Regions from separate parts of the Homo sapiens genome. Here region 1 is linked to region 2. A link is an interaction called in ENCODE POLR2A ChIA-PET data of the cell type or tissue named here. Cell type or tissue: HCT116. All regions are shown on one strand. Each heading gives the region's core, and the rest is flanking DNA. Links, peaks and the distances in the headings are about the cores only. Region 1 overlaps CEP70 (centrosomal protein 70). Region 2 overlaps LINC01391 (long intergenic non-protein coding RNA 1391).

Region 1 (2,909 bases), core at 257-2,756, 390 kb after region 2:
AATTGATATAATTTCAATTTTCTTAAATTTTTTGAGACTTGTTTTGTGGCCTATCATATGGTCTATCTTGGAGATAGTTCCATATGCTGATGAATAGAATGTATATTCTACAGTTGTTGGGTAGAATGTGTTGTAAATATCTGTTAAGTTTATTTGTTCCGGGGTATAGTTTAAATCCATTGTTTCTTTGTTGATTTTCTGTCTTGATGACCTGTCTAGTGCTGTCAGTGGAGTATTGAAGTCCCCCACTATTATTGTGTTGCTGTCTATCTCATTACTTAGGTCTAGTAGTAGTTGTTTCATAAATTTGGGAACACCAGGGTTAGGTACATATATATTTAGGATTGTGATATTTTCCTGTTGGACAAGGCTTTCTATCATTATATAATGTCCCTGTTTGTCTGTTTTTTAACTGCTGTTGCTTTAAAGTTTGTTTTGTTTGGTATAAGAATAGCTACTCCTACTCGCTTTTGTCCATTTGCATGGAATGTCTTTTTTCACCCCTTTACCTGACATTTATGTAAGTCCTTATATGTTAGTTGAGTGTCTTGAAGGCAACAGATGATTGGTGAATTCTTATCCATTGTGCAATTCTATATCTTTTAAGTGGAGCATTTAGGCAATTTACATTCAACATCAGTATCAAGATGTGAGGTACTATTCCATTCATCATGCTATTTTTTGCCTGTATACTTTGGGTTTTGTTTTATTTTATTTTTTTTTTTTTAGATGGAGTTTCACTCTTGTCACCCAGGCTGGAGTGCAGTGGCGGGATATCGGCTCACTGCAACCTCTGCCTCCTGGGTTCAAGTGATTCTCCTGCCTCAGCCTCCTGAGTAGCTGGAACTACAGACACACGCCAACATGCCTGGTGAATTTTTGTATTTTTAGTAGAGACGGGGTTTCACTATGTTGGCCAGGCTGATCTTGAACTCCTGACCTCAGGTGATCCACCTGCCTCGTTCTCCCAAAGTGCTGGGATTACAGGCATGAACCACTGCACCCAGCCAGATTTTTTTAATTGTATTTTTGTTTTATAGGTCCTGTGACATTTATGCTTTGAAAAGGTTCTGTTTTGATGTGTTTTCAGGATTTGTTTAAAGATTTAGAGCTCTTTTAGTAGTTCTTGTATTGCTGGCTTGTTAGTGGTGAATTCTCTCAGCATTTGTTTGTCTGAAAAAGACTATCTTTCCTTTGTGAAGCTTAGTTTCTCTGGATACAAAATTCTTGGCTGATAATTGTTTTGTTTAAGGAGGCTAAATATACGGCTCCAATCCCTTCTAGCTTATAGTTTTCTGCTGAGAAATCTGCTGTTAATCTTATAGGTTTTCCTTTATAGGTTACCTGGTGCTTTTGCCTCACAGCTCTTAAGATTCTTTCCTTTGTCTTGACTTTAAATAACCTGATGACAATGTGCCTAGGCAATCTTTTTGCGATGAATTTCTCAGGTGTTCTTTGAGCCTCTTGTATTTGAATGTCTAGGTCTTTAGCAAGGCTGGGGAAGTTTTCCTCAATTATTCCCCCAGAGACGTTTTCCAAACTTTTAGATTTCTCTTCTCCTCAGGCATGACAACTATTCTTAGATTTGGTCGTTTAACATAATCCCAAACTTCTTGGAGACTTTGTTCATTTTCTTTTATTCTTTTTCTTTGTCATTGTTGGATTGGGTTAATTCGTAAAGCTTGTCTTCAGGCTCTGAAGTTCTTTCTTCTGCTTATTCAATTCTATTGCTGAGACTTTCCAGAACATTTTGCCTTTCTCTTTGTCCTTTATTTCCTGAAGTTGTGATTGTTTTTTAATTTATGCAATTGGCCAGGCATGGTGGCTCATGCCTGTAATCCCAGCACTTTGGGAGGCTGAGGCGGGCAGATCACCTGAGGTCAGGAGTTTGAGACCAGCCTGGCCAACATGAAGAAATCTCATCTCTGCTAAAAATACAAAATTAGCCAAGCGTGGTGGCACATGCCTGTAATCCCAGCTACTCAGGAGGCTGAGGCAGGAGAATAGCTTGAACCTGGGAGGCGGAGGTTGCAGTGAGCCAAGATCACTCCATTGCACTCCAGCCTGGGTGACAAGAGCGAAACTCCGTCTCAAAAACAACAACAACAAAAAATGTATGCAATCTTTTCACTGAAGATTTCTCTCCTCATTTCTTGTATCATTTTTTGAATTTTTTAAAAGTTGGACTTCACCCTTCTCTGGTGCCTCCTTGATTAGCTTAATAATCACCCTTCTGAATTATTTTCAGGTAAATCAGGGATTTCTTCTTGGTTTGGATCCATTGCTGGTGAGCTAGTGTAATTTTTGGGGAGTGTTAAAGAGCCTTGTTTTGTCATATCAGAATTGTTTTTCTGGTTCCTTCTCATTTGGGTAGGCTATGTCAGTGGGAAGGTCTGGGGCTCAAGGCTGCTGTTCAGATTCTTTTGTCCCACGGGATGTTCCTTTGATGTAATACTATCTCCCTTTTTCCAGGGATGTGGCTTCCTGAGAGCTGAGCTGTAATGATTGTTATTTCTCTTCTGGATCTAACCACCCAGAAGGGCTACCAGGCTCCAGGCTGGTACTGGGGATTATCTGCACAGAGTCCTTTGATGTGAACCGTCTTCATGTCTCTCAGCAGTGGATACCAGCACCTGCTCTGGTGGAAGTGGCATGGGAGTGAAATGGACTCTGTGAGGATTTTTAGTTTTGGTTGTTTAATGCGCTATTTTTACACTGGTTGACCTCCTGCCAGGAGGTGGCACATTCAAGAGTGCATCAGCTGTGGTAGTATAACGGGGATCAGGCAGTAGGCAGGGCCCTAGAACTCCGAAGAGAATATGCTCTTTGTCTTCAGCTACCAGAGCAGATAGAGAAGGACCATCATGTTGGGCCAGGGTTAGGCGTGTCTGAGCTCAGATTCTCCTTGG
Region 2 (2,909 bases), core at 115-2,614:
CTGTATGAGCCCTGTATTAGCCCCTTTGCTCTCAGCCAGAGGTACACGCATACGTGTGTGCATTTGTCAAGTGTCTAGGGACAGGTGTGCACCTTCACACATACGTGATGTGTATGTGCACACATTTGTAGAACGTTCTAGCATCTATCCTACAGGCACGTACAGGGCTGGCTGCTTCTAATAAGTCATCATTACACCTCGCATTTACACAGGCCTTTTCAGTTCTGGCATGATTTTCAGAATCACCCCGGGAAATACTCTCCTTTCAAAGTTTACAGATGAGGAAACAAGCAAAAAGAATCTAATGGGTACCCGTTTGCACACACTGTGAGAGAGATCGAGGCCAGCCAAAGATCCCGCCCACTGTTGAACTTGGGTGTGTTGGCCGAATGTGCTCATAGATGGGTCTGTTTAGCGCCCCAGGCGACCTCAGGTCCGGCGGGCCTTGGCTCTTCGCCAGGCTTCCTGGGAGACCCACTGCGCCGGGTGTGGGGTCTCAATTCCTGTGCTGATAAGCACTATCTTCTGGAGCTGGGTGACCCTAGTGCCCAGGGCGGGAAGTCGGGAGCTGGCCGGAGTGCCGCTGAGGCGATCCCGGCGGTTCCAAGGCCATGGCTGACCACGCGCAACTGGGTTGCAAAGCCTGGCGGGCCTCGGTCTCTAAAGCAGCCACGCCAGGCAAACGTGCGATGAAAGGATCCTTTCAGCCCACCTACAAACCCAGGAACCCAGGGTTGCTGGAGCAGTGAGGAAATTCCTGCTGTCTCGAATCCCTAGCGCCCTTACGAGACTCGGAGCCCACAATGCCCATTTTACAGAAGTGATTAGTCGGAGGCTAGAGCGGTATAGTGAGTTGCTCAAGTTCAACGCCAGTTGAGTGGCCACAGTCGGGACTGGAATCCCCAATTAAGTGTGTCTGGATCCTTGGTCCACAGTCCCTCTGCCCCCAGCAAGGATCGCTGGTCCCTCTGTCTCCCGCGCGCCCAGGAGCCATCCCGCTACTAGCCTCCGACTTCCCTCGCCAAGAATGCGAAAACTATCATAGCTCTCACCAGCATCATTTAAAAGGTTTCCACATGCTTGGAATCTGTTGCTTGAAAACAAATTCCCTGTGTGCGTTGGCTTTCTAACCCCTCCTAAGGCATCTGGTCCCCCTCCACCCTCTAAGCCCTTGCCGTCGCAGAGTGAGGCTGCCTAAGGGCTGTAGCTTGACCACATCCCGGGGGTGCCCTTGGGCCTCTGCGCCGGGCTCCTGCAGACTGAGGTCGCTGGTCTCTGGGCTCCAAGGCCGCCTCTACCCCGCAGAATCCGGGAGCTGGAAGGGAGCCCGCGGTTTGGCGAGGTCGCCGTTCGGGCTCACGGCCTCGAGGCTGCCCTCTGCTGGCACTGGGCGACATTACCACCGCCTCCCTCGGCGGCTCAGGAGCTGCACCCACGTGAGGGGTTCGCGCAGAGCCAGGCGACCCCATTCTCACTGGGTCCCCAGAGTGGCTGCCGCACCTGCAGCCACTGACGAGACCCTCCCGTATTTCTCAATCCGAGACTTCTCCCCGCAGACACCAGAGGCTCCGGTGCTCGGACCCAGGGACAAGGCAGAGAGCCGGAGCTCTGCGCTGGCAATCCCGCCGCTTTGCGGCGCCCGCCGGGATCCGCGGCCAACCAGGCACGGCCACAGGCGGACGCTGGGGGACTCCGGGGATGGCCCCAGGCTGTGTTCGTCCCCTTTACTCTCCGCCACCATAGCATTGATTGGCGCCCACGGGTCCCGATCTACCTGCCCTCCCCTTTTCAACCTTACTTGATGGTGGCCCAGGCGCTTGGCTGCCTCTGTTTCTTGTAGTGCACTTGTCTCTCCAACCAAATTAAGAGCGCCTCGACGACCGGAAGGGGCTGCTCCCTACCCGCACGGCACAGGCCTAGCTCAGGTTCTGCCGAGACAGAACTGATTCCAGAGGCCCCCATTCTTGCCCTTGAAATAAACTTTAGGCAGTGAGGCGAAGAGACACTTCTGCCTGCTGCATCCATTCTAGACAGGGTGGGGTAAAAATTACTCAGTCATCATATCTATGCATTTCCAGTGCTATGTATTAGGACTTTAACATTTTCACTTTTCCCCTCACAAAGATAATTGAAACTGAAGAAAATTGGGAAAATAAAACATTAAAATGCACAAAAAACACCAACGCGACAATAATCCCATCCCTCCTCCCACAAGGTAACCATGGTTAACATTTCGATGGCATCTTTCCAGTCTTTTATTTATATATTTCAATTAAAATAAGCCTAATTTCCATAATTAACAAATATACATAAAATTTGCAGTTTTGTATCCTGCTTGTTTAAACCTTTCGCCATAGGGTTTTTCTCCATATCTTATTCTTTGAAAAATGATTTTCAATTATTGCTTAATAATCCATCCTTTGGATGAACCATAATTTTGTTATACACCAGCACCAATTATCTGTTTTAGGCCCAGGAAAGTCTCCTTAAGCCACACTCTCTGGATCCGTCTGGATCAGTTAATATATAATCATATAATCAGTAGTTGATCAATAAATGTTGAGCCTTTCTTTTTAATTTTTTGTTGTTGTTGTTCTTTTCTTGTTTGTTTTGAGATGAAGTCTCATTCTGTCGTCCAGCTTGGAGTGCAGTGGCACCAGCTCAGCTCACTGCAACTTCTGCCTCCCAGGTTCAAGCAATTCTCCTGCCTCATCCTCCCGGGTAGCTGGGATTACAGGCGCCCGCCACTACACCTAGCTAATTTTTGTGTTTCTAGTAGAGACGAGGTTTCACTATGTTGGCCAGGCTGGTCTCAAACTCCTAACCTCAAGAGATCTACCCACCTCAGCCTACCAAAGTGTTGGGATTACAGACATGAGCCACTATGCCTGGCCAATGTTGAGTCTTTT

The links. ChIA-PET counts read pairs that join two places held together with the same protein. Peaks named below come from ENCODE experiments on the same cell type or tissue, not always from the same donor. Only the 100,000 strongest peaks of a DNase experiment are listed, where the experiment ranks them.
Region 1: POLR2A ChIA-PET joins it to region 2 with 5 read pairs; 2 of 35 experiments call an interaction of 5 or more read pairs at or near these places.

Annotation. Positions count from the first base shown.
Region 1 is chr3:138,549,564-138,552,472 of GRCh38, reverse strand. All of the region lies in intron 6 of CEP70 (centrosomal protein 70), which reads left to right. Among named protein-coding and RNA genes, the nearest start is that of CEP70, 43 kb to the left of the region's middle. In HCT116, for the core only: no CTCF peak of the experiment used is centred there; no DNase peak of the experiment used is centred there.
Region 2 is chr3:138,934,855-138,937,763 of GRCh38, reverse strand. LINC01391 (long intergenic non-protein coding RNA 1391) reads left to right here. Exons shown (of 3, transcript NR_121649.1): 3 at 1-2,575. Among named protein-coding and RNA genes, the nearest start is that of LINC01391, 7.7 kb to the left of the region's middle. RefSeq lists an enhancer at 1,223-1,517. In HCT116, for the core only: a CTCF peak has its summit at 1,390 (motif pointing left); DNase peaks (open chromatin) are centred at 1,371 and 1,753; H3K4me3 peaks cover 1,417 bases; H3K27ac peaks cover 1,240 bases.